3 separate regions of the Mus musculus genome follow, and all the other regions are linked to region 1. The links are chromatin loops, found by intact Hi-C in ENCODE. Cell type or tissue: left cerebral cortex. All regions are shown on one strand. Links, peaks and the distances in the headings refer to the core of each region. The heading gives the core; the rest is flanking DNA.

Region 1 (10,518 bases), core at 1,251-9,250:
AATTGGTTATAAGGCTGTTTTTATAGAGCAATAAAATGTTCTAATCTTTCCATGCTAGAAGTTTCATGATTTAATCAAATTTCAAATTTTATATCTACATCTCAAAAGAATGAATGTCTATAAATTACATGTTTATAATTTTGTACTGCTTGTTTTATTATTGTGGTAGCGTCTCATTTAGTCCATTCTACATTCTAACTGTTTACCTGGCCAAAGGTGACCTTAAATTCCTATCCTCTGGCACCATACCTGGTTTATATTGTACTAGAAATCCAACCCCCTGGGCTTCTTGAATGCTAGGCAGGTACTCTACCAACTGCACCACAACTCCATCACCTAATTATGTGTCTATAAACCTGACTTTAGCACTTTATTTGTTAGCTTTTGGGTTTCTCTGTATAGCTCTGGCTGTCCTGGAATTCGTTCTATAGGCCAGGCTGGCCTCTAACTCAGAGATCTGCCTGCTTCTGCCATCCTGGATGGTGCTGGATAAACTTTAAAATGACTAAGATCAAGGCACGAAAGCCTGAGGGATCTTCCTGAGAGCAATCTCCCTGGTAAAGCCTAAGGCAAAAGAGTGATAATAGACAGTCAATGAGGCAGAAAGCAAGGCGGGGGGAGGATGAGTCTGTTGCTGATGAGACAGACTGCTATTTATCTAATTCAGTGTTCAAACTCAGGAACATTTGGGAGAGAGAGAGAGCAGAGGAGGGAGTTGCTGTGGATGAGCCAGAGTCTCCAAAAACACTGTGTTTAATGCTTTTATTTATGATATTTAATTTTGAGAGCCAAAAAAAATGATATATTCTACATGTGTAATAAAAACTAGGAAAGTAAGACTGGGCAAACTGTTATTGTAGGATGACAACCAAGATATCGGAAAGTAACTCATGGTAGGCCCCTGATCCCAGGGATGCCTGTGTGTGGAAAGAATGACTGTGGGGGATGCTTTAAAAAATAATAATAAAAGGGGATATGGACCAAAACAATTAGACGAAGCTTATTCTATGAATTTACACTTATCTTCTGTTTGGTAATAGATATAATATTGACAGTATTTTAATTTTTTTGTATTTTAATTTTCTACTGCACTATATTTAAGACAATAATAATTTTTGGTGGGGGAAGGGATAAGAAATAAAACTTGAGTTTTGCTAGTTCTACCTAGCAAAGAAATGGCTTTCTTTGCTGTCTGGGAGGAATGATCAAAGTTGGTTTCCCTCTGGAAACACCTGCAGTATCTTTTGGATGGATGTACCGGTATCGCGCTCTGCCTGGGATGGAGGTGGCTGCTGAGTGCCAAAATGTTGGTGCCATAAATTAAAGCCACTCACATGCGTCCTGGTGGACAATCTCAACTCAGATTCCATTCTTGAAGCCGCTGTGGTCCCTGTGTCTACATCAGCCAGACAGATCAACTCCTCCTTCACCTCTCTAGGTTCCAGCCAGATCCCCACAGAAGGATGAGGGAGTGACTTATGATGGCATGTGTGACATTCCCTTCACTCCATTGCCCTTCCCAGGCTGCTGGACATAGCAGTGACAATTATAGTAACCTTGACTCCATAAGGAATGTGACGACTTGAACCTTAGCAATGAGTCATTCCAGAGCAAGAATTTGTACACTAGCGCCTGAGCTGGTGACTAAGTTGTGGAAGCACCAGGCACCCATCTAAGGAGATATGTTCATGAGGCAGAAATGGACTTCATTAACAATAAGCAAAAATTTTCAAATATCTTTTTTTTTGGTCTGAAAATATATTTGTCCTAAGGACCAAACCTGGTACTGAACTGGTCTATTCAATTTACTACTCAGTGACATTCTCTGGTCCTCTGGATGGCTGTTCTCCTCAAACAGCAAGTAGGCTGCCATCTGTATGAGAGCTAACTGGATCTTTTGGAATCCCATAACTTACTACATTCCTGAAAACTTGGAGGTGGTCTGGCGTGGGTTCTAAATTCTCCAGAAAACTAAGAATCTCCACGTGATCCCCAAACCATAGTTTGCTGTTGTGCTATCTGCCAACTTCAATTAAAGTTGGGGATTCAGTAGCAGTGACACTCTAAGTTGGAGGCTTAGGAATCGTCAGAGTACATGAGTGTCCTGGAATGGAGATGGAGAGAATTTAGATTTCCTTTTTATTTTCTCTCTCCTCTCTCCTCTCTCTCTCTCCCTCCCTCCCTCTATCCCCTCTCTCTCTTTCTCTCTTTTTCTCTCCCATTCTCCCCTCTTCTCTCCATTTTCCCCACTTTCTTCCCCCTCTCCTCTCTCTCCCTCCCCCCTCTCTTTTATAAAGGCTCTAGGGTTGACGCCAAGTGTGTAATGGTTCTTGTGTGCTTCAGGCCTTTATAAACACTGTTGGAGAAGGGGCTGTGGCATGTGGATACTGGTCAACCTACAAGAACCACTAAATGCCTTTAGCCATGGAACTATAATATTGTGGAACAGAAAGAGAAATGGGAGTGGCTGGCCAAGCGATGATTTAGACCTCATGAAATCATAACACACTGTCTTAAACTTTGTATTGGTAAAACATTGGTCATATAAATAACCACCATGATTCTGCATAAATTTATGAAGATGAACTTGGAAAAAAAACTAGAAAAATAACCCTTGCATAAGTGAAAATTTTCATTGTTCAGAATCAAACCCAAATTTTTCATGTCTGTTATAGGCATTCCTGATTAAAAAAAAAAAAAAAGCTTTTAAATATCTCATCTGACAATTAGGTGGATTGGATGGGGACCTGAAGCTTAACCTTCATTTCTACAGTAAATATGTTCTAATCATTTTGAAGTTGCTTTGAGACTTTTTAAGAAGACTCTAGAGGAACCAGAGGAACATATTTTCTCGAGCATGTTTACTGCTGTAGCTTCATCAAAGATACACACGATTGTGACATAGTTGTGGCATAGAGATGATTGTGACATAGTTGTTTCATAGTGAGATGAGACCATTGCAAGCTGGTCTAGAAAAAGCTTGTTGATCTTGGATAATCTTTGTGTCAACTTGATGGATTTAAAATAAGTAAGCTCTGTCCATGTCTATAGGAGAGTTTCTAGATTAGGCTAACTGAGGAGAGAAATGTGGGCAGCACTGTGGGCATGTGTCTTAGACTAAGTAGAAAGAAAAAAAGAAAAAGAAAAAAAAAAGAACTGGGCAAGAGTAGTCAGTGTTCTCTCCCTCATAACATGTGAATACAATGTGACTAGCTGCCTCAACTTTCTGATGATATGGTGGACTGAACCCCCAAATTGTGAACCCAAATAAACTCTTCCTTCCTTACACTGCTTTTTCAGGCATCGTCTTTCAGCAACATGATGGACTGAAACAGACAGTGGCCTTCAAGTGATGTTGAGAGGACCACTTGAATGGCTGATCCTGAAGAATGTGAGGTACCATCTCAGGACCCCATTAGGGTAGGGCCCTATCAGGCTGGCAGAGCATCTTCTTCCTACTCCAGAATTGGTTGAGGTCTTTGTACCTTGGCATGCTGCTGTTGACTCTGGGTTCATTCCAGAGAACAAGAGCCCTCTACTGATCTACTGTGGTTTCTGGCTTGAGCTGTTGAAAGACTTTTTAGCCCATGGTATATTTGAAGTAGGATTTTTTTTTTTTACCTTAATGGAAAAAGTCTTTCTCCATTATTTCAGTTCAAGTGACAAGGAGATGATTCATGAATTCAAAGTGTCGTTATGAATTGACTGCTTAAGCTGTGGGTTAAGGGGGAATCGGTGTTTGCCTCTTTCCCTCAAATACACATATTTGAGATTCTGAAATGAAAGTGCTTTGGTGCAGTGTCGGGATAATTCAATAATAGGCTCTAAAATTCCTTCTCCTAAATAAACCCACATGTTCTTAAAATTAATTTTTTTTAATGCTATCTTTGGTTTTTTTGATGCTTTACCTCTCATTGTAGAGTAGCTCAGCATGCCATGTCTCCCTGAGGGCAGGCATGGGTCTTCATATTATTTCAATTCTTGATGAATGTTCAAATATAAAAGAGCCTTGTTCCATCTGGCTCTCTTCACAGGGGACTGAGAGATGGTGATGGCCAGACCACTTAATTTCTATCAAGACCAAAAAAAGAAATAAAGAGCAGATCTAGATTGCCAGGAAACAGAAGCCAGGCATTTGGTTGTTAAAATCACAAGAACAACTGGATGGCCAACAAAGTCTGCTCTAAATGGCATAAGGGTTTCATCGTGGCTTTCTGATCCACACCCTCCATGGTCATTCCTACAATTGTACAAACCTAACATTCTCCATGATTGTGGCAATGCTAATTCATACTTGGTCTCTGGCTTCTGATAAAACAAAGCCCTTCCATGATATAAATGGGAAGGAGAGGCAGACCTGATTTGAAGATTCCCATGAGAGCTTTTTTTTCCTTACAGGAATGACTGACTCTCTACTTCCTCTTCAAATCTGGGGGAATGCTAAACGTGACTCTCGTGTGGGATACACAGTTAGTGATATCTGAGTTGGAAAAAATGTACACCTTGAGCCATCTGCTTGCCACCAGTCCCCAAAGCATCTTTCCGACGCTGAGAAGCCATGTTGGAACCTAAGATTTTGCTCCACTGACTTAACCCCAATGTTAAGCTAACAATTTTTACAAGGAAGCGTCTGGAAAGAATGAGAAGAGTTTCTTCAACCATGTCAAAACTCAAGCAAATGTATTCATAGCTCTTTGATATGTCATGATTGCCCTTCAGATAAATGTAATCTAAGAGATATCTCTATTTGTAGAAACTAAAAGAATTCTACCCAAAATGTGTCCTGCCTGCAAATTGTGCAGGGGAAAAAGTAAAGCAGAGACTGAGGGAATGGCCAACCAATGTCTGCCCTGCATTGAGAACCATCCCATGGGTACGAACCAATCCCTGACACTATTACTGTTACTCTGTTATGCTTGCAGACAGGAACCTAATATAACTGTCCTCTGAGAGGTTCCACACAGCAGCCAATGAAAAGAGATGCAGACTCACACCTAAGCATTGGAGGGAACTTGGGGAGTCTTACAGAAGAGTTGAGAGAACTGAGGGACCCAAAGATGATAGGGACTCCACAGGAATACCAACAGAGTCAACTCATCTGGACCCTTGTGGGCTCCCAGGGACTGAATCACTGACCCAAGAGCAAGCACCAGCTCAACCTAGGCCCCCTGCACACATACAGCAGATGAGCAGGTTGGTTTTCAAGCAGGTTCCTCAACAACTGGAAGGAGGGCTGTCTCTGAGCCTGTTGCTTGTCTGTCTGTGGATCCCACAACCCTAAATGGAAGTCTTGTCTGGCCTCAGTGGGAGAAGATGCACCTAGTTCCAAAGCAACATGGGGTGTGTGTGTGTGTGTGTGTGTGTGTGTGTGTGTGTGTGTGTGTGTGAGTGACACCCAGAGGGGGCTTCCCCATCTCAAAAGAGAAGGGGAAGGTGGAATGGGGAGAGAACTTGCATGAGGGGGTACTAGGAGAAGAGGAGGCTGACATGGTGATGTAAAGTGAATAAATAAATGAAAGACTTGATGATGTCATGTCATGAGTTATATTTTAAAACAAAACAAACCTGCCTTGCCTCCTCTCCTTCGAGTAGCATTAATCATGTTCCAACTGCCTGTGCTCGAGACCGTCACACTCCATTGTATTTATACTCAGAACATGTGATAGTTAAATTCAGAGGTGGACTTGACTGGACTAAGAGATGCCCAGATGGATGGTAAATCTTTTTGAAGATGCCTGTGAGGGTGTTTCCAAGAGAGATCAGCACTTGATTTAGTAAACTGGGTGAAGAAGATAGGACCTCGCCAGTGTGAGTGGGCAGCACCCATCTGTTCAGAGACTTGATATAGCAAAGGAGAAGTGTGGATTCGCTTCTCCTCTTTCTATGGAAGCATCTGTCTTCTGCCCTTGGACGTCACTCCTCTTGTTCTTAGGCCTTCAGACTCAGACTGACACCTACACTGCTTTACTGGGCATCCAGCATCCAGCAGATCATGAAATTTCCTGGCCTCCGTAGGCATCTATAGATGTATCAAAAAAGCTCTTCAGAGGTATGATAAACTTAGAAAGCCTCTATTTTCTCAGTAATTAAGAAGTCTGCATTAAGATATCTCTAAGATCATGGTTTCCTATTTGTAATTTTATTTAAAAAAAAATAAAGAGAGGAGCTAGAGAAAGTACCCAAGGAGCTGAAGGGGGTCTGTAACCCTATAGGAGGAACAGCAATATGAACTAACCAGTACCCCCTGAGTTCGTGTCTCTAGCTGCATATGTAGCAGAAGATGGCCTAGTCAGCCATCATTGGGAGGAGAGGCCCTTGGTCTTGCAAAGATTATATGCGCCAATACAGGGGACTACCAGGGTCAGGAAGCTGGAGTGGGTGGGCTGTAGAGCAGGGTGAGGGGAGGGTATAAGGGAAATTTGGGATAGCATTTGAATTGTAAATGAAGAAAATATCTAATTAAAAAAAACAAGAGAGAAACAAGAGAGAAAGGAAGGAAGGAAGGAAGGAAGGAAGGAAGGAAGGAAGGAAAGAAGGAAGAAAGAAAGAAAGAAAGAAAGAAAGAAAGAAAGAAAGAAAGAAAGAAAGAAAGAAAGAAAGAAAGAGGGAGGGAGGGAGGGAGGGAGGGAGGAAGGAAGGAAGGAAGGAAGGAAGAAATAAGGGAGGGAGGGAGGGAGGGAGGGAGGGAGGGAGGGAGGGAGGGAGAGAGAGAGAGAAAGAAAGAAAAGAAAGGAAGGAAGGAAGGAAGAAAGAAAGAAAGAAAGAAAGAAAGAAAGAAAGAAAGAAAGAAAGAAAAAAGGAAGGAAGGAAGGAAGAATGAAAGAGATTCTCCTCTTTAAAGTTCCAGTCAAGAAATACACTGTGATTATAAATGATCAGATTTACCTGTAGTCACTTTTAGGAGATAGTGTCTCTATTTCCGAGGTGGGTGAAGAGACTAGGGGAAAGGAAAGAATTGAAAATTTCCATCCAGAGAAAATTTGCCAGTCTCTGATTGTCTCTCGCCTTTCTTTGGATGCAAGAAAATTCTTCTACAATATTCAGATGTTTTCTGCTAGTTTCTATGGGATTTTGAGCTTTAAAATTAAGGCATTTTCTACACAGAGATAATGTGAAGATACCAGAAAAACCAAGAATGATGTCCTTGCATATTTATAAACATATTTAAACCTTGTCATCATATAGACCGTGTTCTGTTTACTTCCTTCAGGAAAACAAACAAACAAACAAAAACAACCAGAGATTGTATATCTTTCCAAGAACCACCTGCTTAAAATTCTCCAGGGCACAGTACTAATCTTATTGTTTCCATGCATTCAGTATTATATGAGCATTTAGTATTTTCAGGTTGATAACTGGCCACCACTCTCTGAAGGCTCATGGAGAACTGTTTTGAGTTTGTTCACATAGTAAATGTACTTGTAGCCACAGAACTCAGCTATGAATACAGACATTTTTCTTTCTTTTTTTTTTTTTTTTTTTTGTCTAAAGACACACATGCACATGCAAATGTGCCTATTTGGGGTCACTTTCATGGGGTACTGGTGTTTATAATAGCAGAGCTCAGCATAGCACAGAGCAAGCACAAGCACTTTACCCAGAGAGCGCCAGGCTCCATTAACCACTTGAAATCCCTGGAGGGAAATGTCATTTCATTAGGAGGCCTCTTGGCTGCTAATCAAGGGCTTTCCATTTCCTTAAGCATATTGATTTGGGAACAACTTTCCTTTTCTGAAAAACAAACAGTTCAAGAAGCACTTTCTGCAGGCGCACCGAGAGAACCTGGTTTTCTTGGGTAAATGGAGGCGTGGTAAAAATCACCCAGGACTCCAGCAGGATGAAAAGCCTGGTGTCTTCTCCAGCGAGAAGTCACTGAGCACACACAAGTCTGAAGGCCACCAAAGCCCCCATCATACCTGAGCACTCTGTGGGGCTTGCAGAAGTGAGGTGTATGTGGAATAATACCAGGTCAGCATTAGGATACCATTTGGACTTAGTCTTTTGCAGTAAGGTCTAGTTGATATTAAAAGACAACCAGGCACCATTTTTGGTTGTTTGGTTGGTAGGATGACTCACACCACATTTTAATGTGCCTTTGTAATTGCAGGCACATAGTCAATACTTAGTAACCATAAGTGAAATATGAATCTCAGTGTGCAACATTGCAATGTTTGTCCACATTTAGCTCTCCTTAAAAAAAAAAAAAGAAAACCAAAGTTAAGTAAACACGAGGATACAAACCAGTGTATGTCTCACATTAACTTCTACTACTCTTTTAATCTAACATCCACTTAAATCATCTTTTAAAACACTGATTTTCAAAAAAATTAAAATTAAAAATTTACTTTAATGAAGTGCTTATTATTGATGTGTACACATATGTGCATGATTGTGTGAACATATGTGCAGAGGTGTGTGCCAGCACTTGAAGAGGCAAGAAGAGTGTGTCTGATCCTGTAGAGCTGAAGTTATAAGCAGTTGTGGGCCACTATATGTGGCTACTGGATATCGATACAGGAATAACAAAGCTCTTAACCACTGAGGCATGTCTCTGCCACTTAACTCATAGTTCTTAGCCAGGGTGCTCTTAGTTTAGAATAAAAAGAAGTGTCATGCATCACAAAGATCATAGGACTCATGGCCAGGCTGGATTTGAACTCTGCTCTCTCCCACATAGTCACCTGGTCTGGCCATGTTACTATCTCTGTTGAGTTTTAGCCTTCTCCACAGAGACCCAATAATAGCATCTAAAAATTGTCTATAGGTCAAGTTCCTTAGCCTGTGGATTTCCACTTCCTCCAGTAAAATCCTAATGATACAAGTCTAAACTGTGGCAAAATAGAAAATAATTATGTGTTAATATCATGATGCCATTGGTTGGCTTGTGGAATCTGTACAATAGAAGTGATTGGTTCCTTCCGTCAGACTTCATACTTGTCCCACCCTCTCATATCCACAGGTAAAATTTTTGTAATCTGGGCAAAATTAAGAATTAATTAATTTTAATTTAATTAATTAATTAAATTTCTTCCATTGGGGGTCCTATGTTCCATCCAATAGATGACTGTGAGCATCCACTTCTGTATTTGTCAGGCACTGACATAGCCTCACAAGAGACTGCTATATTGGGGTCCTGTCAGCAAAATCTTACTGGCATAAGCAACAGTGCCTGGGTTTGGTGGTTGTTTATGGGATGGATCCCCGGATGGGGCAGTCTCTGGATGGTCCTTCCTTCTGTCTCAGCTCCACTGTGTTTCTGTAACTCCTTCCATGGGTATTTTGTTCCCCATTCTAAGGAGGAATGAAATATCCACACTTTGGTCTTCCTTCTTCTTGAGTTTCATGTGTTTTGCAAATTGTATGTTGGGTATTCTAAGTTTCTGGGCTAATATCCACTTATCAGTGAGTGCATATCATGTGAGTTCTTTTGTGATTGGGTTACCTCACTCAGGATGATATACTCCAGATCCATCCATTTGCCTAAGAATTTCATAAATTCATTGTTGCTAATAGCTGAGTAGTACTCCATTATGTAAATGTACCACATTTTCTGTATCCATTCCTCTGTTGAGAGACATCTGGGTTCTTTCCAGTTCTGGCTATTATAAATAAGGCTGCTATAAACATAGTGGAGCATGTGTCCTTATTACAAGTTGGAATATCTTCTGGGTATATGCCCAGGAGAGGTATTGCTAGATCTTTTGGTAGAACTATGTCCAATTTTCTGAGGACCCGCCAAACTGATTTCTAGAGTTATTGTACCAGCTTGCAATCCCACAAGCAATTGAGGAGTGTTCCTCTTTCACCACATCCTCGTCAGCATCTGCTGCCACCTAAATTTTTGATATTAGCCATTCTGACTGGTGTGAGGTGGAATCTCAGGGTTGTTGTGATTTGCATTTCCCTCATGATTAAAGATGTTGAACATTTTTTCAGGTGCTTCTCAGCCATTCAGTATTCCTCAGTTGAGAATTCTTTGTACTCTGTACTCCATTTTTACTAATAGGGTTATTAGATTTTCTGGGGTCCAGCTTCTTGAGTTCTTCACCAAACCCAGATACTATTGCATATGTCAGCAAGATTTTGCTGACAGGACCCTGATATTCCTGTCTCTTGTGAGGCTATGCCAGTGCCTGGCAAATACAGAAGTGGATGCTCACAGTCATCTATTTGATGGAACACAGGGCCCCCAATGAAGGAGCTAGAGAAAGTACCCAAGGAGCTAAAGGGGTCTGCAACCCTATAGGTGGAACAACAATATGAACTAATCAGTACCCCCAGAGGTTGTGTCTCTAGCTGCATACGTAGCAAAAGATGGTCTAGTCGGCCATCATTAGGAGGAGAGGCCCTTGGTCTTGCAAAGATCATATGCCCCAGTACAGGGGAACGCCAGGGCCAGGAAGCAGAAGTGGTTGGGGAGCAGGGCAAGGGGAGGGTATAGGGGACTTTCGGGATAGCATTTGAAATGTAAATGAAGAAAATATCTAGTAAAAAAGAATTTTTCTTAACTTTAGAGAC
Region 2 (10,518 bases), core at 1,048-9,047, 120 kb before region 1:
GAAATGACAGTCATTGTGGCCCCATGTGTCATTAAAGTAGCAGCCTATGAATTAATTTTGCCACATGTTGATAGTGAACACCACTTTTTACCTTTTTTGTTTGTTTGTTTACATTTGTGAAATCAGACATTAATTGATCTACTTTTGGATTCTGACCAAGGGTATGAATTCAGTTAACATCAGAACAACTCTGTGCACCCCGAAACTACCACTTCCCATTGGGACCTTCATTTTGAATTCTGTAAGTGAAATATTAGTGACTATCACTGATCTTGAAGTGTAACGAGAAATTAGTTTTCTCAATTATAACAACTGTCATCCATTAATTGGGATAAGTTAATTGGCTACGTGCATGGGGTTAGAGCTTAACATCTAATCTTTTGGGGTTTTGTTAAAAGTACAAGTGATGAGATAGTCTCTTATTAAGCTAACACATTTGCATTTTAACAGACTTTTAATTTTTTTTCAAAAGGAATGCTTCTAACCATGCACAAGGTCAGCAGGTTGGATGCCATGATATTTTTGAGCAGTGTCTTGCAAAAACAAAACTTCAACCTGTGTCACCAGCCTCTCACTGCACCCAATGATTCCAATATTTGATGCATATCAAGGTCATACTTGAACTTCAGGATTACATTAAGCCAGCACCCAGCAGAATCACAGCAGTCTGTAAAATGTTAATACACTTCTGTCTGTATGTTAACTGCTTCAGGCTTTTTTCTCCTCATTTAGTCTCCTAAAATCTTCACAAAAACATGTTTTATGATAACAACAAAAAAGCAATGAATCTTGCAACCTGAATTCCTCAAACAGTGATTTTAGCGTTTATCTTATGGCATCTTTCTAACATTTGATTCTATGAAAAGATAAGGAACTGTATTGTGAGACTACAGATTAAAGGGCTTATAAATCATCTTGTTAAAGGTAAATAAATCATAATGGAATGTCTTATGATAGGCTTTAAGGCTTATAAAAAGTTTTCTCGTCAATGTATGTTAACATTTGCAAATAAAAGAATTTACTTAATCATAGTTAGTTTTAGAAATAGTTGGTTCTATAATTTGCCTAAACTGAGAGAGTTGATGTTAAGACTAACATCATTAGTATTTATTCTCTTACAATACTATAAGGTAGGATTATTCAAACAGAAAAGGAAGATCTTGAGGAAACTTTATCTCAGCATTAAATTTGTCTCCTGCAATCTGCAGCGTTTCCCTCCACAAACTACTCCTGAATTCTAAGGAAAGCATAACAAATTGGGGAAGGGCTTACAATAAGGCCCTGCCAAGCAAGGGGCAAAGGCGGCATCACCATTATGGGTAATGGTGTCTGATTGGATTAGAGGCATGTTCAATAGGAGGAAATTTAATTCCTGGTATGGTTATCCTTATTGATACCCCTTGGCTAAAGTCATAGGCCCTTGGGCTATTGATAATTTGCTAAATGGTCATGCTGTCAAATTGCTTCCCAGATATTCATGTTTGTATGTATAGACCTAGGCTGCTTTTAACCTTGGTCTGGGAATTTATTTTTTTCTTGAGCAGCAGTCACTGGAAAGATATGTAGCAAATCAAAGAGCTACAGATAGGAGACTGAGTGTTCAGCCCTAAACAATAATATCTATATTAATTCTGTTACCACCAAGCCTTAGGGAATATCATAGATAACAGGAAGATTGTAAGAACCAGAGAACAGTGAGGAGTTCTGTGATGTACAATCTTTACATATTACAGTCATAGACTCACAGAAGCTATAGTTGTTTGTGCAAGACCTGCACAGAATCAAGCTATTCAAGCCTTACCCTCTATCGAGGAGCTATTGTCAGTAACTGTGGGGGAATCGCCTATTGGTTTATTTTTATGCGATTATTTTGCCTACTTGTATGTATTGTATCATGTGCTAGTCTGGTATTATCAGAGGTCAGATGAGGAAAGCAGATCCCCTGGAACTGCAGTTATAGATGGCTGTGATCTACCATCTGGATGCTGGGAATTGAACCTGGGTCCTCTGCAAGAATAAGGACTTTTAGCCAAAGAGGCGTCTCTAAAGCGCTGGAGAAACATTCTCTATGGTGTATATGGCAAATGGTAGACTTTACATACTCCAGGGAATGGCTCCACACCCATACATGAGTAGTACCAACTTGACTTAGTCTTGATTTAGTAGGTTATATATTTTTTAAAAAAGACATGAAGTTGTAAGGGTATTGGGGCACTCAAAAGGGAAAATGAGGGGTAGATATAATTATGTGTTATCATATACATATATAAATATCTCAAAAATGAAACATCTTAAAATAATAAAATTGTTTTATCTTAAAGAAATACATCAACTATAGCCTACAGGAATTGAGGACAAAGAAAAATGTTATTGACAGTTTAAAATCAGGATAAACACTAATAAAATTGACTGCTTCTATAGACTCTAACTTATCAGAATAACAAGGTACTCCATTACACTTTAGAAATACCTTGAGAGGGGAACAAAATACTCCCAAGAGGAAAAATAGAGACAAAGTGTAGAGCAGAGACTGAAGGAAAGGCCATCCAGAGACTGCCCCACCTGGGGATCCATCCCATATACAGTGACCAAACCTGGACGCTATTGCGGGTGCCAGGAAGTGCTTGCTCACGAGAGGCTCTGCCAGATCCTGACAAATACAGAAGTGGATGCTTGCAGCCAACCATTGGACAAGCACGGGGTCCCCAATGGAGTAGTTGGAGAAGGGACTGAAGAAGGTGAGGGGGTTTGCAACCCTGTGGGGGAGCAACAGTGTCAACTGGCCAGATCCCCTAGAGCTCCTGGGAAATGGACCACCAGCCAAAGAGTACACATGGAGGGACCCACGGCTCCTGATGCATATGTGGCAGAGGATGGCCCTGTCAGACATCAGTGGGAGGAGGGGCCCTTGGTCCTGTTGGGGTTTGATGCCCCAGTATAGGGGAATGCCAGGGTGGGGAGGCAAGAGTGGGTGGGTGGGTGGGGGAGGATCCTCATAGAAGCAGGGGGAGAGGGGATGGAATAGGGGATTTCCAGAGGGGAGACCTGGAGAGGGGATAACATTTGAAGTGTATATGTGCTGCCGAAGCGAGCACATACATTTGAAGTGTAAATAAAGAAAATATCCAATAAGTGAGGGAAAAAAAGAAATACCTTAGAAAACAAACTTTAAGACTATTTTATGTAGTACATAAAAAAAATTATCTCATCATTTGAAATATAATTGACTGAAAACATAGCCTGAGCTTAAATCCTTTAGGAGCATGCGGAATGATGGTTTCATTCACATTTCCCTTAAGTATAAACACCTTAAAGACAGTGTCAGTGAAGAATAAAAAAAATACTCAGTGCCCAGTGGGTAAGTAATAATATACATTAATTGCTCCATGAATTTCAGTGGAGCGTGTCACAGCATACATTTCAATGAAGGCATTTCTTTAGCTTCCAATGAGAAGTGCATAGCAAGACCCTCACCAGAAGAAGTCTTGCTGCTTGAGAAATAAATAGAAATGGGTGCATGTTCTGTGTTGTGGAGAGACAGCGGGCACAGGAAGAGAATTTCAGAGCAAATGCTCATGAGCCAGACTGGAGTTGTTTTAAGGACCGGCAGCATCCCAGCAACCTTTGGTTTCCAAACAGTAACTGGAGTAGGGGACCATGCTGCCCCCCATTGATCCAGGTTATAAGCAGTAGCATTGAACCGGGAGCCCAGTCAGCTTTGTCAAAGCCCTTTCTGCCATATGCAGATGGGTAATTGTAAAAAGTCCCTCGCTTGCTTTGTCTGAGTCAGAGAGAGTTTCCTCACCTAGAAATAGGGCTGGCAGTGCAGCCCACCTCTTAGGGTTGTGGGAATAATTCATGGATCAAAATGCACAGAGCTCTTAGAAGTGGGGCTGACCCACAGTTGCCAACATGGAACCTCCTCTGCTAGCAAGAAGTGAACATCCCCTAGCCTTCAAGGGTGTGAATCCTGGATAAATTATTTCAAATATGGAATCCTCCTTCGCCTTGGTCATCATTCAAATGAATTCCCCAGTCAGGGTTTTTCTGCATAAACGATTTTAAACGGAGTTGGATTAAGTCATGGATTGGAGAGACAGAAGGAAGTATTCTCAAGCCATATTTGTTTCTTTGCCTCACAGATGGCCGAATGAAGTCTGTGTTGATCGCACCTTCTTTTGGCTCATTAAGGCTCTGAGTGCTGCGGCTTCCTGGGAGTGAGTGGGAGCTCGTTTGATTGACTGATCTCAGTACAGCAGACTTCACGGGCAGAGACGATGCCCACTGGGGGAACACGTCAGGAAAGGCCAGGTTGCAGTGACGCAGACCACCCTTGTGTGACAGATGTCTCTTTACATGAAGAAGGTGGAAGAGGCTTTAGCAAAGACAGCAGCAGAATGGCAAAATTATTACTAGCGACTTCTAATTGTAATTAGATTTTCAACAACAGAAAAAAAAAAAAACCAAACAGGGTGCAGCTCTTGACTTTCTTTCACGTGAAATTTCCCATGTGTGACATTTTGTGTGTGTGTGTGTGTGCTTTTGGGCTCAGTGGTATCATTCAAAAACCATGCTCATGTGCCTGTAGGCGATTAAAAGACCCTAATGAGCAAGTGTGGGGTCTGTTGGCTTTGAACTTACACGTTGCATGCTCTTACCCTCAGACCCATAAATTATTCCCTGGGAGTAATCTTTAGTGAGTTGCTAGGCGATGGCCAGTTCATGTTTTCCTTTGATTATAGGGCATAACTGCTCCATTGTCAACATGCCAAAAGGAAAAAAAACCCACTTACTTCCAGTAAGATATTAAGACACAGACTGTTTTGAACAAAAGGAGGAGATGCAGAGAGCCAAGAATGTGTCTGGTGTCAGAGCAAGGCTGTTTTGTTCTCCAATTGTGGTCCTGCATTCAACATATATTATTAGTTTTATGAAATTATCCAGTTGTTTACTAATTTCTTAACATAACAGCATTACACATAGGTATGAGAAGATGGGTACCTCACCACAGAAAATAAGTGCTTATAGATATGTGTAGCTTTAGGTCAATGGAGAGGATGTGACACAAACTAAGAAATACAAGCAGGTCAAGTGAGTTAAACTAGGAATAGAGAGGAAACATGAAAGGGAAAAGACCAGAGCTCAGTCTACTGCTTGCTGTGTGTACACTTACGAGAGACGTCATCTGGCTTTGCTCGTAGTCAGGACAGTACAGTGAATGAGGTGGCAGTTGCTTCCTAGCTGGCAGACATAGAGAGAGCCACTATATGTTGTTCTTCATCGGTTTCCACAGTCATAAGCAGGTGAGGATCAGAGGGAAGATAGGATGAGATGATGTACTCAACAGAAAGATCCCTGGCATAAAACCAAATAATACCCCCAGAGCTCGTGTCTCTAGCTGCATATGTATCATAAGATGGCCTAGTCGGCCATCACTGGGAAGAGAGGCCCCTTGGTCTTGCAAACTTTATATGCCCCAGTACAGGGGAATGCCAGGGCCAAGAAGTGGGAGTGGGTAGGTAGGGAAGCAGGGCAGAGGGGAGGGGTATAGTGAACTTTTGGGATAACATTTGAAATTTGAAATGTATATAAAGAAAATATCTAATAATAATAATAAAAAAAGAGTAGGCCAATTAAAAAAAAAAAAGACAGAAGCTGCTGTTTTCCCTGAACGCAATGCCATAGTAACCAAGTATGAGGATTGATCATACATAATTTCAAATGATGGCTTCATGTATTAATATAATTAGCATTATATTAACCAATATAGGAAAAGTTTGAGAAATCCAAGGGAAAACTGAGAACTGTTTGCTACATCATTAGTTCTTTTTCATTGCTGATTACTACTTTATTTAATAATTATAAATTTGTCATATATATGTATATATAACATGTTATATATATAGGTATATATGTATATATATACACATACACACACACACACACATACAATGTCACTAAATTTGGGCAGTTTTGAGTGTGTGTTCAAGGCTCTGTTTACTGCATCTAGGATTACTATGCTATTCTGAGAGTCAAGACCAGAAAGTGTTTTTTTCCATGAGCTTGACGTCCAGAGTGTGGTACTTAATTAGGTGGGTGCCTTCAGGTCACTCTCTACCTGTCCTGTGTGCACTTTTCTTCTTCATTTGCACAATGAAAGTCAAACATGTGCAAGAGTTCCGACACACTCCCTTTTTTTATAATATCATAAGGCCCGTCGTGAGCTCTCATCCCCTCTCAGTTTGGCTCAAAACTGACTGACAATGTGTAAACCTGCTACAAACCGAAGGCCTCTGGATGACAGACTTGGCCCTGCCAATGAGCCCAACTCTCTGCAGATGGACTGCTAGATTCTATGAAGCAGCAAGCTTGCCCGGAGACACTTAAGAAGAATCTGGTTTTCAGAAACTCACCTTGCCTATTGTCTGTCGGATCAAGACAATGGAGTAATGCATTAGGTAATATGCAGTAATGTTAACATCACAAACCAGTGGGCAGGCTGGAGTGTTATCTAGTCCATGGAAGCAGCAGGTAGGAGCTGCAGTTCTGAATTAAGTCAAGAATAAGCCAGGAAGAATGGAATAGCAGTCTTGCCTGTTTTACCGAGAGTCTCAAATCAGCGTGTAGTGTACACTACAATGAATTATTCAATGTCACCAGGCTAGGGCATTCTATACTAAGCCGATTTGAACAATTTTCCCCTTTCTCTGCAGCATTTGGTTATCAGTTTCATGACATCTAGAGTAACAGTTATACGGATCAATTTCTGCAACTCCATCCCTCAACCTACTTTTTTTTGTCGTAAATAAACCAAACCAAGGCAGAGGGCTAGAGCCCCATGCTCCAAGAATGTTTGTCTTGATATCTTGGTGACAAGCTGAATTTGGCTATGACTAGCTTAGCAGAAGGTGTTAGGTTTAGCTGTAAATGAGTAGCGCTTGACAAGGTGAGACATCTTCCTTCAATTGTTGAAACGGCCCAATGACGTTCCTAATTGACGTTTGGAAACAAAGCCCCAGTAGTACTGCACATAAAGTCTCTTATCAATTATAGTTAGGTTATGCAGCAGGGGAGGTAACATCCTCAGATTCCTAAACCTTCCCTTCTTACCTCTTATTTATAGGGATCTTAGCTAGACTCACGACTTTACCAGGCTCCGGTTACAGTTCTCAGGTTCTGTTGACCACATTTTAGCCAGTGGGCCTGAGAGGACGTCATGCGGGCCTTTTTCAAGAGACTACACTCTTTAAAGGAAAGGTCCTGCTTGCCTATTTTTTTGTCCTTTTCGTCTGGGTAGAATGTCAAATGTAGACTTTGTTTGGGTCTTAAGTGGGACCCAAAAGGACCAAAAGAGAAAGGGAGGGATTTTTGTTGTTGTTGTTTTGTTTTTGTTTTTGTTTTTTTTTTTTTTAAAAAAAGGCAGAGCTAAAACCATGAAGGAGGGCCTGCCAACTGTCCAGCTGCCTGCTTGCTCTGGGTCAGACATAACCACCCCCTTCCCGGAAACGGAGCCACTGTGGTGACCTGAGTGAAAGGCCCATGAGATTAGGCCTCTTCCACCACAGAGGTAGAGTGGCTTAGTAGGCTCCGAAGACTTCACGAATCACCAAAAGTCTTCCTGGGGTTCCCCTCTTCTCTGAGATTATATAAGAGATCAATTTTGTCTAGGATGAGACTTTTGGTGCTTCAGTTCCTTAAAAGTCACCCACGTTCCTGAAATTACCCCCAGTAACCTCACCAGCAACCCAGAAAGACTTCACTAGGACCCTTTTTTTTTTTGGTCTATCCTTGCCCTTTTTGTATGGAGTGACTAGGTGTTTACATCACCTAGGAAAAGTCACACAAGGCTGGTACACTAGCCCTATACTACCGGCATCTTTATTCACATGGTGGGCAACAAAGCTTTCTCTCGCTAACGCCTCTGTGGCTTTTAATGTCGAAAAGTAACTGAGCTTTTAGCCACAAGAAATGTATGAGCACAGGTGGAGGCTAGAAAACTCGAGCACTCTTATTAAATTTATATTTATGCCTCATTATAAGGAAACCGTCCCCAGTTTTATACCGAATTTCATTTTCCTTTAAAGCAGTGGTTTTTCTGACTTTCCTAATGCTGTGACCCTTTGATATAGTTCGTTCATTTTTAACAAAATCTCAAACATTTGATTTTATCAAGAGAAGCTTGGGAGGCAGATGCTGGGGTGAGGCAGAGAAAGCACCCAGCTGACCTTCCTCCTCAGCTGATATCCCCAAAGGAAGTTCTCCACCATGCTCAGAAATCCCTAACCTCCAGGTCCCTCCTTTCTACTTCCTGTGTGTCTCTTTACCTATCCTCCCCACTCCCTCTTGCTCTCTGTCTTCTTTTCCTATGTTCACTTCCTGTCAACTGGTTGCTGGCTCCGACTCTTGGCCTATGGTTGACTTTATTTAATCCTCCTGTTTACAGTAAACAGAAAGCTCTTGGATTAAAGGTGTGTACTAGGGCTGAGCCAACCACAACTAGAAACGGGTTCTTCAGGTAAATAACACAATCTTGGGGTTCACAGCTTGTTCAAATATCCTGCAACTCACTTCCTCATGTTGTAGAATTTTATGTTCACTGCTATTTTATACCTGTAATTTTGCTACTGTTATGAATTGTAATGTAGGGGCTGGAGAGATGGCTCAGTGGTTAAGAGTACTGCTGACTGCTCTTCCTGAGGTCCTGAGTTCAATTCCCAGCAACCACATGGTGGCTCACAACCAGCTGTAATGGGATCCAATGTCCTCTTCTGGTGTGTCTGAGGACAGCTACAGTGTACTCATATACATGAATTGTAATGTAAATATCTGATACGCAGGATATCTGGTACAGGATCCCTATGGGAGTTGCAACCCACATATTGAGAATCACTGATTTAAACTGCCATAGACTGACTTAGACATACTTCTGACCAGATGGTCAGTTAACAGAAGGTGCAGATGTAATTACTGTCTCTGATGTGGTCCCAGGTCATACTACACTCTCTTCCTTCCCCTCTCCCTCTCCTTGCCTTATGATATCCAGACAGACAGACAGACAAACTATACATTCCTTGAGAAGACCTAGGTCTTAATCCATTCCCTGAAGAGAGGGAGTGTGACATTAGCCACATTGAACCAGTGCTATGAAAGTTTAGGTTCTGACCACAGCACTGTCATGGCTCCACATGACTAGAGACACTCTAGTTTGCCTCCTGGCGTCAGGCTTCTCGATTTCACACTGCGGTGATCCACAGGTTCCTACTTGGTAGGACTGTGGAGAAGACAGTATGAGCCCGAAGGTAATCACTAGGAAGACAAAGGTAATGTTCCTCCTCCTCCTCTGGAGCTGTGATAGAGGAATGCTTGATTTGTTGTCCCTCTGAGGATAAGATCACCATGGTGAGGGATGGGCCTTTCTCTTAACTTCCCGTAAGAACAACAGCCAGTGGCAGGGCCAGTTTTGAAGCCCAGATAGGGAAGTTTTTGGAGCAGGCAGTGGAAGTCTTACCTTTTCCTTTTGGTCATTTTCAACTAGAATTTTGACCAGATGTGCAAAATATAAGAGATTGGGAAGCAAACATAGTGGAGAAAAAGCATTTTACTTTGTTATGACCAGACAACACCCCTAGGCCATGACCTCAACAAAACGAAATGTTTTACAGTAAAGTAGAAGAAAACACCCAGATCTTCCTGTATGCCAGAAAGAAAACAGACTGTTGTTCGGAGAGGTTAAGTAAATCACTCGAGGAATTGCTCCGTGCCAGACAACTGTGGCCTTCTTAGAATTACAGTCTCTTATAATTAGGGCCTATGTTGCTCAACTTCCAAGTGATTCAGCAAGCTTTTCATGTGAGAAGAGTGCATTCTCCCTGCCCTGCCCCACAAAGCTTCTTTTTTTTTCTTTTTAGCAAAATGTAGGGGGAAAAAAAAAGATGTGGTTTTGTTGTTTAGTTTTGTTTTGTTTTGTTTTAGATCCTGGCCCAAACAATACTTTGAACATCCAAGTCATATATACACATGAACACCATTGATATCTATGAAAGAGTTGTGGATTCTGTGGGAGATTCTACAGCAAATAACAAATTGTTCAGAACAAAACCATTCTGAACGCTGGTCACAAAGTAACAGTGTTGCCTGATGAAGTTTCTTGACTCATCTGAAAAGAAAGGAGCAGGGCTTCATGAATACATAAGCTAACTTTCTCCCTTTTACTTCAAACAAACACATGAAAACCCGTTTGTAATTCTTTGGATCCTAAACTTAGTTTTTAGACCTACTTAACTATGAGAAATCACATTTCTGTTAAATTTATGTAGGCCTTGAATTTTAAAGTGGTATCATTTGGAAGACAGTTCCTGCGATTCATTCTGAACTAGTTTAACACGAAGCAGCTGTGTTACCTTTTGTGGGTATTCTTAGCAGTGTGGAAAGCCTTCAGGTTTTGCAGAATAGTGTTGTTCTACAACAAATCTGTCTTTGCCTTCTGACTGGTGCTAAGAAATAAAAAGAAAGATACCC
Region 3 (10,518 bases), core at 817-8,816, 110 kb before region 1:
TACAATGTAATAGCTCCTTGCCTGGAGGCAGAGATTGACTTCATTTTAACATGATGAGTTAAATAAATGTGTTTTCACTATGAGGCAGCCTTGGCTTGTATCACCTCATCTGGCCTTACTTCATGGTGTACATGGCTTCTCAGGGGCAGAGGCCATATTTTATTTAGATTTTTGTTACTATATGTCTTATATATTTACTACAGAAGGAATAGAGTATTATAACTTGACTTTAAATTTAAGGGCCCCCTTTTAGAAGCTTCATGTTCCATAGATATATAATCTATAGAGTTTGCTTGATAGGAACTTTGTCAGGTTGCATTAGAGTAGTACATGCAGCTTTGAAAACCATACTTAAGGTGTCATAAACACACACACATGCACATACACATGCACACACGCATGCACATACACACAGACATGCACACACACACACATGTACATACACACACACATGCACACACACACACATGCACACACAGACAGACACACACACACAGAGACACACACACACATGCACACACACACACACACACACACACAGAGGTGCACATACACACATTTGATGGAACTTTAATGTATAATGAGATAGATGCTTATTTTCTTGCTTTTTTTTAAATACTTCTCTTTGTAAGTATTAATATATTAAAACCTTATGAAAAGAGACACAGGAAAAAATAGAGTGACATAAATATAGTATGAGAGCCTGGCCCTGGACCAGGACTGCAGAAATAGACGGGAGAGAAATGGATCTGGGAGGAGAGTCCGTTTTTAGGACATTCGAGCACACATCTTTAAATATGAGACACATTTCTGGAAAGAACATCAAGTCCTGAGGGTACAGTGTTCAGTTGCCTTCTTTTAAACTTGCTGTGGCTTTTACAGAGAGTCACAAAAGTGTGAAAGGAGAGGAAACCTGAAAGCATGGGGACAGATTAGGAATCCCTAATAGATTATCTCCACAGAGGCCAGGGCATCAAAACAGTCCACACAGACACATCCCTTCTCACTGCTTGATTCCGTTTCCATGGTTACCCAGTGAGTCACTTCAGGCAGCACTGATGGGATCAAAGTAGCTTCAGCAAAATATGTTCTCATCCTTTCTGAAAAATGGGTAGAATATCAAGGAAAGACCACCTTTTATGCTGATGTCCTCTTGTTTATATAGCCATGACGGCTAGCCAAATCAATGCAGGGTCAACAGACTTTGGTAATGTCTCCTCATATGGTAAAAATACATAGAAGTAAACATTAGAAAAATTTAGCAAATCTGCTGGTGTTTTTGGTACTTCTGTGTAGGGCATTTATAGTGAGCGAAGTTTACTTGGATAGGTCAGTGCTTTTTTATTTTTAAATTAATGGAATCTTAGCAGGTTTGTTGTCAAATCCCCAAACTAGACCTTTTATCAGATCATTGGGGTGCATGATGAATAAAGAAATGTTTGAAGAGATTAAGTCCAACAAGTTCTTTCAACAAGACTGTCTTCATTAGGAAGCAAATTGCTCACTGAGGTAATTAAATCATGACGATACAACAAACATGGTTTCCCAAAATGCCCCCTGGCTTGCTTATTTTATGATAAAAAAATATGTTTATCCTACATTTTAATGTAAAGCAAGATGAATAGCTGGTTCAGAAGAAGTAACTAAATCCAAGAAAACACACCTTGATCACCATTGTGAACTACTGGCTAATGTTTGTCTGAGAATATGCTCAGGGTAGACTTGGTACTTTTCCTAATGACTAAGTCTAGGGAATATGATTGACTTAGAGATTAACTTGTCTTTGTGCTGTGGCCTTATGCTTACAATTTACATGCATAACATAATTATTTGGCCTTTAGTACATTCAGATGAAATAACTTCTGAAGAGATTACTGGGCTGTTCAATAAAAAAAAAATCTGTCTTTCATCTATGCAGGTAGAACGAGGGGGGCATCAAGGTTCTGTCTTCGGTTACAAAGATCCAAGGTCTTATAGATGCTTACGATGGCTGTGATTCCCACTGGTTGGGGGTCTACATTTGTTGAGGGAAACTGGCCTCAGTTTCCCTTGGTTTCTACCTTTGTCTTTACCTCTCACTCAGATAGGAGCTTAGCTTGTCAAAAGAAAACCAAGCTAATAAACAACCTGCCTCCCCGGGCAAAGAGTTTGTGGATGGGAATGTCTTGAGAATATTTTGCTAGGTCAGCATACACCATTGTGCTTGACACCAGAAATCTGAGCGGATCTGTATGTGCACGGAGAAACATTCCTTACAGCCTCAACCACGGACACGCAAGGGTTGGGAAGATTAGTGTTTGGTCAAAGAGCCACGCCCTGGCTAAATCTGGTTGACCAAATGTCTCCTTTATTCACCAAATCCTTACAAACTGAAGCACAGTATAACACAAGTTATTCCAACCAGAGAGCCTTCCCTAATCCTAAACTCACTCATGGTGACTCTAAGCTCAGGAAAAAAAGTAAATTAAGATGACGGCATTCCCCAGGCTCTTACGAGACCTCCCCGGTGTCTTAAACAGTCAATCAAGCAGTTCATTAAGTCACACTGCTTTGATGCTTTGGCAAAAGAAAGACCAGAAACAAATCCCAGCAGTATGTCTATCTGGCCTGGGATGAAGTCGGTCTGATGACCAGGTCCCTTGCCAGCATTGACCAGTGACCTCACCAGTGCGTTCTCGGGGAAGACGTCACCCAAGACACAGAGTCAGGCTTCCCACGTTTCCTACCTCCGATGTAAAATCAGACCAATAAGACAGAATACTTAACTTGCTTCTGGTTGCTGTGAGGGTTAGATGACAGGTGTAGAGCATTTACCACAGATAATAGAGTGTGGGTAGACACCATGACTGAAAGCTGGACTCCTAACACTCAAGGATGGGAGAAGATTGTATTAAGTTTGAGACCATTCTGAGCTGAAGAACCAACTAGTAAAAGACAAACAAACAAAAACATGCCTCAAACCAAACAAATACCCTTAAAATAAGGGGCTGGGAATAGCCTGGTCTGAAAAGCACCTGATGTGAAAGCATGAAGAACTGAGGTGAGGTCCCCAGCAAGTAGGAACACCAGGAGTGATGGTAGATGCTATCATCCCAGTGCCAGGGAGGTGGAGACGGCAGGTAAAGCTCTGTGCCTTATATACTGGTCAGTCAGTCTAACCTAACTGGTGAGCTCCAGGCCAACGACAAATACTGTCTCAAAGGAGGTGAACAGTATTTGTGGGAATGGCACTCTGGCTTAATCTCTGGCCTTCACGTGCACACATGAGTGTGTGTGGAGAGAGAGAGAGAGAGAGAGAGAGAGAGAGAGAGAGAGAGAGAGAGAGAGAGAGAGCTATAGAAACTTTCTTATTTTCCTTTCTTCTATTTTCTTATCTGGTAAAGTGTGTCTTCCCAGTATTGAGCAAATAAAACTTTGTTCAGGGAACATATACTTTAAAACTGTTACGTTGGAGAGATGACTCAGAAGTTAAAAGCATTGGCTGCTCTTCTGGGGGTCTTGAGTTCAATTCCCAGCAACCACATGGTGGCTCAAAACTATCTATGATGGGATCTGATGTCCTCTTCCGTCATGCAGGAATACATGCAGATAGAACACTCACATACATAAAATAAATAAATCAATCTTGTTATTTTATAGTATAGAACAGAGTTTATTCAGGGCATGGGGAGGGGAGTTAAGAGAGTAGTAGAGGCAGAGAAAGGCAGAGAGAAGGAGAGAGTAGGGAAGTGGAGGCCGGCCATGACCATGTGGAGGGGGTGGGGAGGGGATGGGGAAAGAGGGGGATCAAGTGGCATGAGGCAAGAGAGAGGCGAGAGTGTAAGAGAATAAATAAATCTTTAAGTATATAGAGTTGACAAAGAAAGAGAACCTGGGACGAGTGTTATATGTTTGTAATCATAGTTATTTGGTATACCAAGGCAGAAGAATTTCAAGTTCAAAGTCTGGTCAGGCTGAAGAGTGAGCTCAAGGCCAGCCTGGGCAAATTATGGAGGCCCTGTCTTGAACTAAAAAAAAAGGTGGGGGAAAAGTCTGAGGACTTTGTTTGCTGGTAGTGAGCTCACTTAGCATGAGCCAGACCCAAAGTTTGAGCTCCAGTGTGGTGATACAGGGTTGGGTAGGTGTAGCCTTCTCTTTGACTTTCTATTCATTTCTCCCTAAGAAAAGCTCTCCTCACGCACAGCACTCCTTCGTGTGGTCTATCACGGTATTTCCATCTGAGATTTTTCCCCACATTCCATTTCCTCAATAAGTAAAGAGAAGGGTGTCTCTCGTCTGCCCTGAGTTGGTTTAGGCCAGCCCTCTCCAACCTGACAAATGATGGTCACAGTTCTGCCGCTTTGGGAGCCAGGGTCTCAGAGCCCAGTTCTTGTCTCTGGTCTGTGAGCACAGGGAGTGGGCAGATCTTCAGTTTCCTGGGAGAGGGCTTTAGGACTTTCTCACTTGCCTTGCCTTAGTCTGATGAGCCATTCACACTCCAGATGGTTCTGTTCAGTTTTAGACCGATCACAATCTACTGTGGTGGTGGTGATGTTGGTGGTGGTGGTGGGGATGGTCGGGCGCAGGGCTTTCATGTACAGTAGGACTTACATAATTTCTTTTTTGGGGGGAACTCAGAGAAATATAACATACTCAATGTTAAGAATTTCAATGTTTAACATTAGAAAATATCTAGCTTTCAGTATTTTACCCTGAGGGGTGTTACAATTTATATATTTAATTTCCTCTGTAGCTAATGGAATTTTGTTATCAAAGAATACTTTCATGCTACGGAGAAATAGTAAAAACATTGGGTTGGAAGTCTAATATACAAGCTAATATTGAGAATATAATTTGAATTTTTAAAACATCAACATTAATTTTATCAAAAGAAAAAGTATCCCCAAATACACATTTGTCACCCAGATGGTGAGCTGCAATTTTTCAAGTACTTATTTCCTTCACATTCAGTTTATATTAAAGAAGAGCTCTTTTTTTTTTTGGTGTCATTCACTAGATAGAGCCCTGAATTGGCAGTGGAGACTTCTCTGTGAGGATGCGGACCCACCACTGTCACTTAAAAGTCATAAGTCATCTTCCTTTTATCTGTTTGTAAATATCACTCAAATGGACACTTCATGGTTTGGCCTTTACATGTTTCCCAAGGGCATATCAGATAAAAAGTTGGTCAGCATCCTATGGTACTACTGAGAAATGGAAGAAGAGGTTGAAGAGATGAGCCAAGTAGGAGGAAGTGAGGTCACGGGGGTGGGGTGGGATGGGGTGGCCTGAGACAGGACACTGGGACACAAAGCTCCCCCCACTTGTTTTACCCTGCTTCTAGGTCTCTGTGATGTAAACAGACTTCCTCCACTGCATGTTTCAATACCCTGATGTTCAGCTGCAGCTGAGCATTTGACAGGGCAAGTGGCCACAGACTAAAACAGATCCTTGTAAGTTGATTAGATCAGATATTTTGTCATAAAGATGGCAATCTGACTAACAACGATGCCATCAGGGTGTCAGAGAAAACGTATTAAGTCATATGCTTCAGTAGCACTTGCTATTTTGTAAAATAAGAGCAGCATTTGCATGCAGAAAGTTGTTAGAGAATACCAGTAACTCAGTTATTTCTGTCACTAACAAGACAACCTTCAGAAAGTGACTAAAATGTCATTCTAGTCCCTCTGAGTCTAAAATGTCAGAGAACCCTTGTGTGACTGCTCCAGCCGTTGGCATAGGATCCTGGTTGCAGCAGTTGCTATACACTGGGTATCTCAGAACTAGAAAATTGAAAAAGCTCAACTTTACCCTACCTTAGAGATAATGGGATTGCATAGATCTGGGCTTTACTTACACACATCACTGCTTGTGCAGCTGGGCAGCAAGTCCTAGCCTTCTTGTCTCTGAGTAAACAGGAAGGATGGAGATGGGACCAGCGAGAGGAAGTTAGGTCATTGGAGCTGTGCCTTTGGAGGGGATGGCGGGATGTTAACTATCATGGATCTGGGAAGAGATTCCTTCCTGTCCCAGCTCAAAATTCTACCCAATCTTATTCTTCCTGACACAATGATACGGTAATGTAAAGACAATCAGTGGATATATTTATACTGAACATTCCTATGGAGACCACTAAATTGGTCAATATTCTTCTATTATGACAAAGGCAACTCACGGTCCTATCTGTTTTGTAGGGATTTCTTGTGGCCAAGTGACCACACACTGAGAAGGGCTTAGAGTTTGGAAAACTCAAATGGTTAATTTAAAAATCCTCCTTTCAATGATGTTCAGGGTTTGCTTGAGTGCACAGTGTCATCCTGGTAATTCCAGTAGAGACTCTCGGCCTGCACACTGGAAATAGAGGAAGAATTGGAACTCAGAACAGACTATTCCTCCAAGTGGAAAACATGTCAGATGGTTAATGCCGATGAGGAATGTCAATGGGCTCTAAAAGCAGCATAAGGCAAAACAACCACCTCACTAATCACTTCCTATCCTATCGACTTAGCAAAATATTTATAAAATACATTTTCAGTGTCATGCCTAATTAAGCCTCTTGGTATTCATTTTTCAGTGAGATGCTCTTTGTCATTATACTAAAAACTGTTACAATAATCAAAGACTAGGAAGTACTGTCAGTCTGTCACCTACCAATATCTGTAAGCCCATCTATCTATCCATCTACCCATCTCTCTCTCTCTCTCTCTCTCTCTCTCTCTCTCTCTCTCTCTCTCTCTCTCTCTCTCCCCTCTCTCTTTCTCTCTTTCTGTGTCTACCATCAATTTATCATCTATTTACCTGTCTGTCTCTGCATCTGCCCATCCACCCACTCAACCACCCATCCATATTTTTTGCTTCAGGAAAACTAGCACACAGACTAGTATTGGTTATAATAATGGCAAACAAATCCCACAATCTTATACCTGTGCCCCATGGGTGATCTTCCTTTAAAAGCATGCACATGTAAAAACAATGACTTACAATGGAGGAAGTAAATTTTTTCCTATACAAAATAAACCATCAGCAAAGATGGAAAAATTCAGTGGAGATCAACGACCTTCTAAATTGTTTTCATGACAGCAAAAAATTCCAGGGCATTTCCTTGCTCTCCAAAGTCAAGGCAATCAAAGAACATGTTAGGATGTAGGAAACTCCATCCTGTTAGAGGATTATCTCAGATAGAGTGTGTGAATAGGAATGGCATTGAAGTATGACAGAAATAATTAAAAACAAAGGGACCAATTACAAGGAGATTCATAGCACCTAGGAAAATGTCTTAGGGAGATGTTTGTATGTTCTTTAGGAGTTCAAGTATTGTCTGAGAACCAAAGTGCCTGGGTGATACTGAGGGACTATTAGTCTACTCCTCTCCTGTATTCTAGTTCTGCTTACAAATAACTTGGAACAGATGCCCACGTTTTTCCCTAGCTCCTACAGAGTGGATTCGCTGTCTGGGCGTGGAGGAAAGTGAATGTTGAGACTGAGAAGCTTTGAACTTGCAGGAGATATTTTGAAGCTGTTGTCTGCTTGGTGAGACTCCATGTCTAATAGTCACTATGGTTGGATGAGTTGTGTCTTCCCAGAAAGTATGCTGAAATCAGCATTCATAGCACTCAGTATCCATGAAGGTGGCCTTGGTTAGAAGTAGCATCCTTATAGATACAAAGTTAACTGAGTAGGGCACCTAAATGCAATGACTATTATCAAGGGGGAATGAGGGCAAGAAAGACTTTGAGGTTGATGTGGAGACAGTTATGAAGACTTGTGTGATCACAGAGGCAGAGACTATGATCTTGTCACCACAGTCATGGGACGCCAAGAATTGCTAGAAGTCACTAGAGCCTTAGTAGAAGCAAAGAAGGAATTTTCCCTAAAACAGTCTCAGAGGCAACCTAGCCCTCTTAACTCCTTAATTTTAGTGTTCTAGACTTGGGAATTGGGAGATAACAGAGTTACCAAATTATTGTCCTTTGTTTCAATGGCCTTAGAAAGCTAATATCTGGCTGAAGTATAGACTCGGAGTCTTTTGTCAATTAGCAACTCAAGGACTCAACTCTGATTTAACCCAAGGGGATATGAAAATTAAGGAACTCAACACTGGGTGTGTGTATATGAAGGTGAATTTGTGAAATATTATTCAGTGGTGTATTATATAAGCAATTTCAGAAGAAGAGAGAGAGGAAGCCATGTAGCTAGCAAGCAAGCAAGATGATCCTAGTAGCAAGAAGCATGGGGTAGTGACACCCCAAAGAAATGAGGTCTCTGCCCATTTTCAATTCTGGATCCCAGTGGAGGCCAAGATTGAAAAACCATGAAATTGTATTAGAAGCTCTTTGGAGGCCTTCAAAGTGTTAACTCTAAGTGTCTATATGGTAAAAAAAAAAAAAAAAAAAAAAAAGTGTATTCTACCTACTGAGAAGTTATAGGTAGGCAGGCACTGTCATTAACAAGCAGAGAGTATCATGGAATGGTTGCACGAACAAGTAACGAGAACAAAGATGTTTTAACATTGAAAATAACCCACAGAGTTTTATAACATCACCACTGAAATATGTCTCAGTAAACTCTGAATATTAAAATGTTATATAATACAATATACATAGTGAATACTGATGCATATTCTCCAAATTTCCAACAATTTAAAAGTAGTACATCAGATCATTAATGATATGAAGAAAACATTTTTGGAATTATGAACCAAATTCAATTAAATTAAAAACCTCATGACTCTTCTTTCGTGAGGGAGTCCTCTTAGAGGTGAAAGGTGATGCGGTCACTAACAAGGGAGAAGTTTGTGACATGATCTTGATGTCTGAATCCCACCTGAGTGTGGGGACCAGTGCAGCTTAGGCCTGGCTAACATCAGGCATATCTCAGAAGTCACCTAAATCTGTACAGGCGGTTTCTTCTTTACCTTATATATATTCACAATTACTCACTAGATGTTCAAAGTGTTTGAGTCTTTCCTTAATATGGAGTCTTGTTAGACCAGCTACTGTGTGAGTAAGCTCTTTAGCTAAAGAAGTTATGTTTTAAAGTTAAAAAAAATCAAAAAGGGCTAGAGAGGAGAATGCTTGGCTTTGGGTTATAACATTTGCAGTACTGAGCAATAGGGAGAAAATGTAAAACTGGTGATGTTGAAAAAGGCCCGAGAGGCGGATTCTGGTTTTTTGTTTGTTTGTTTGTTTGTTTTTGTTTATTTGGTTATTTTGTTTTGTTTTTGTTTTGGGGGATTTTTGTTTTTATGTTTTTCTTTTCTTTTTTTAGTTTTGGTTTTGGCTTTGGTTTTAGTTTTGTTGTTGAGATGCATGCCCCACTCCACACTGTGGAAAAGGGTGGCCAAGGCAAACACACGACTGGACTATCTCCATGTTCTATTTGAGTGGAAGACAGGTCAGGCCGTTCATGTCCTCTAAAGTTGGTAGGGAGGAATCAAGCAATTACAATATGTATTGTATTTTCTAACAGTCTATAATGACAAACATGGATTAAGGTCAGAAGGAAGTTAGTACTAGATATTCAAATGGCCTTTCAGTGAAACAAGTCACATTATTTGAAGTCGATCTCTAACTAGGCATGTTATTTCATAAATATTGCCCCATCTGTAATTGACAACCTTGCACTGTCCCGAGTGGGCAGGAAGCTGGGTCTGGGCAATGCCTGATGACGGGGATACTTTTCTTCTGGCTGGCATCTCTATGAGAATGAAAACACTTTTAGGACAAGGGTAGAATGAAGTTACTCTTCATTGTTTTTACAACCCACTCAAGAGATTTCATCGTGTGTGCTTGGGATGTGAGTTGGTGACAGAGTACACGTGAGTTGTGTAGTGTGCCCAAGGCCCTCAGTTCCACCCCTAGCAGCCCTAAGTAAACAAACACAATCACTAAGCAAAAAGAAAGTTCTCTTGAGATTCTGTCCTTCCCTCCCTTCCTCTGCAGTCCCCTAGGGGTTTTTTTCTGAATCAGCTTAAAAACAGTTGTCTGTGCAAAATCTCACGGTAGTCCTTCTTCTGGGAATTATAGCAGTAGAGGTCAAGGAGAGATCAAGGTGGGTGTATATTCTTTTCTCCATTGTCTTATATCCTTAACTTCACTGCAGTATCTTTTGACTAATTAAACTTCTTCCCAGTACCGTAAGCCCAGGCCACCAAGGTTCCCCATGAGAGCAGCATACCTTCTGAAGAAATGCACCCAGATCAGAATGGTATATGAGTCTGTCCTATTCTGGCTCTAGAAGAGAAATGTTATAATGAATAGGTGGGTGGGATCTGCTTGTCAACCGCACAGTCACCAAAATAGCAGTGAGATATAACCAAGCTAAGCCTAACTTTATCAGGGTATCTTTTGTTCATTACAAAGCTTTGGTATTCACTTCCCCAAAAGATGAAAAAAAAATGTTGAGAGAAAATTGTGCAAACGCATTTGTTATTGTGAATCCATTGCATACCACAGCTAGTCTGTACAGATTCATAGTCATATGAAGTTAGTAAACTCAGTCTGTTTTACTCTGGATCACATCAGATGATCATGAAGTGAG

The links. Peaks named below come from ENCODE experiments on the same cell type or tissue, not always from the same donor. Only the 100,000 strongest peaks of a DNase experiment are listed, where the experiment ranks them.
Region 2: a loop joins it to region 1, with 5 times the contacts of the local background. A loop is called at or near these places in 3 of 42 quality-filtered maps.
Region 3: it touches region 1 in a loop (6-fold over the local background); 3 of 42 quality-filtered maps call a loop at or near these places.

What each region holds. Positions count from the first base shown.
Region 1 is chr8:45,589,199-45,599,716 of GRCm38, reverse strand. All of the region lies in intron 1 of Sorbs2 (sorbin and SH3 domain containing 2), which reads right to left. It overlaps Gm16351 (a long non-coding RNA gene), which reads left to right. Exons shown (of 5, transcript XR_003947381.1): 1 at 1-3,028; 2 at 3,301-3,396; 3 at 5,933-6,049. Among named protein-coding and RNA genes, the nearest start is that of Gm16351, 10 kb to the left of the region's middle. In left cerebral cortex, for the core only: no CTCF peak of the experiment used is centred there; DNase peaks (open chromatin) are centred at 1,499, 3,090 and 5,794; H3K27ac peaks cover 1,194 bases.
Region 2 is chr8:45,709,194-45,719,711 of GRCm38, reverse strand. The region is part of intron 2 of Sorbs2 (sorbin and SH3 domain containing 2); the gene reads right to left. Among named protein-coding and RNA genes, the nearest start is that of Gm30635, 35 kb to the right of the region's middle. In left cerebral cortex, for the core only: no CTCF peak of the experiment used is centred there; DNase peaks (open chromatin) are centred at 4,073 and 5,213; H3K27ac peaks cover 379 bases.
Region 3 is chr8:45,694,251-45,704,768 of GRCm38, reverse strand. All of the region lies in intron 2 of Sorbs2 (sorbin and SH3 domain containing 2), which reads right to left. Among named protein-coding and RNA genes, the nearest start is that of Gm30635, 21 kb to the right of the region's middle. In left cerebral cortex, for the core only: no CTCF peak of the experiment used is centred there; DNase peaks (open chromatin) are centred at 959, 4,467 and 5,592; H3K27ac peaks cover 2,244 bases.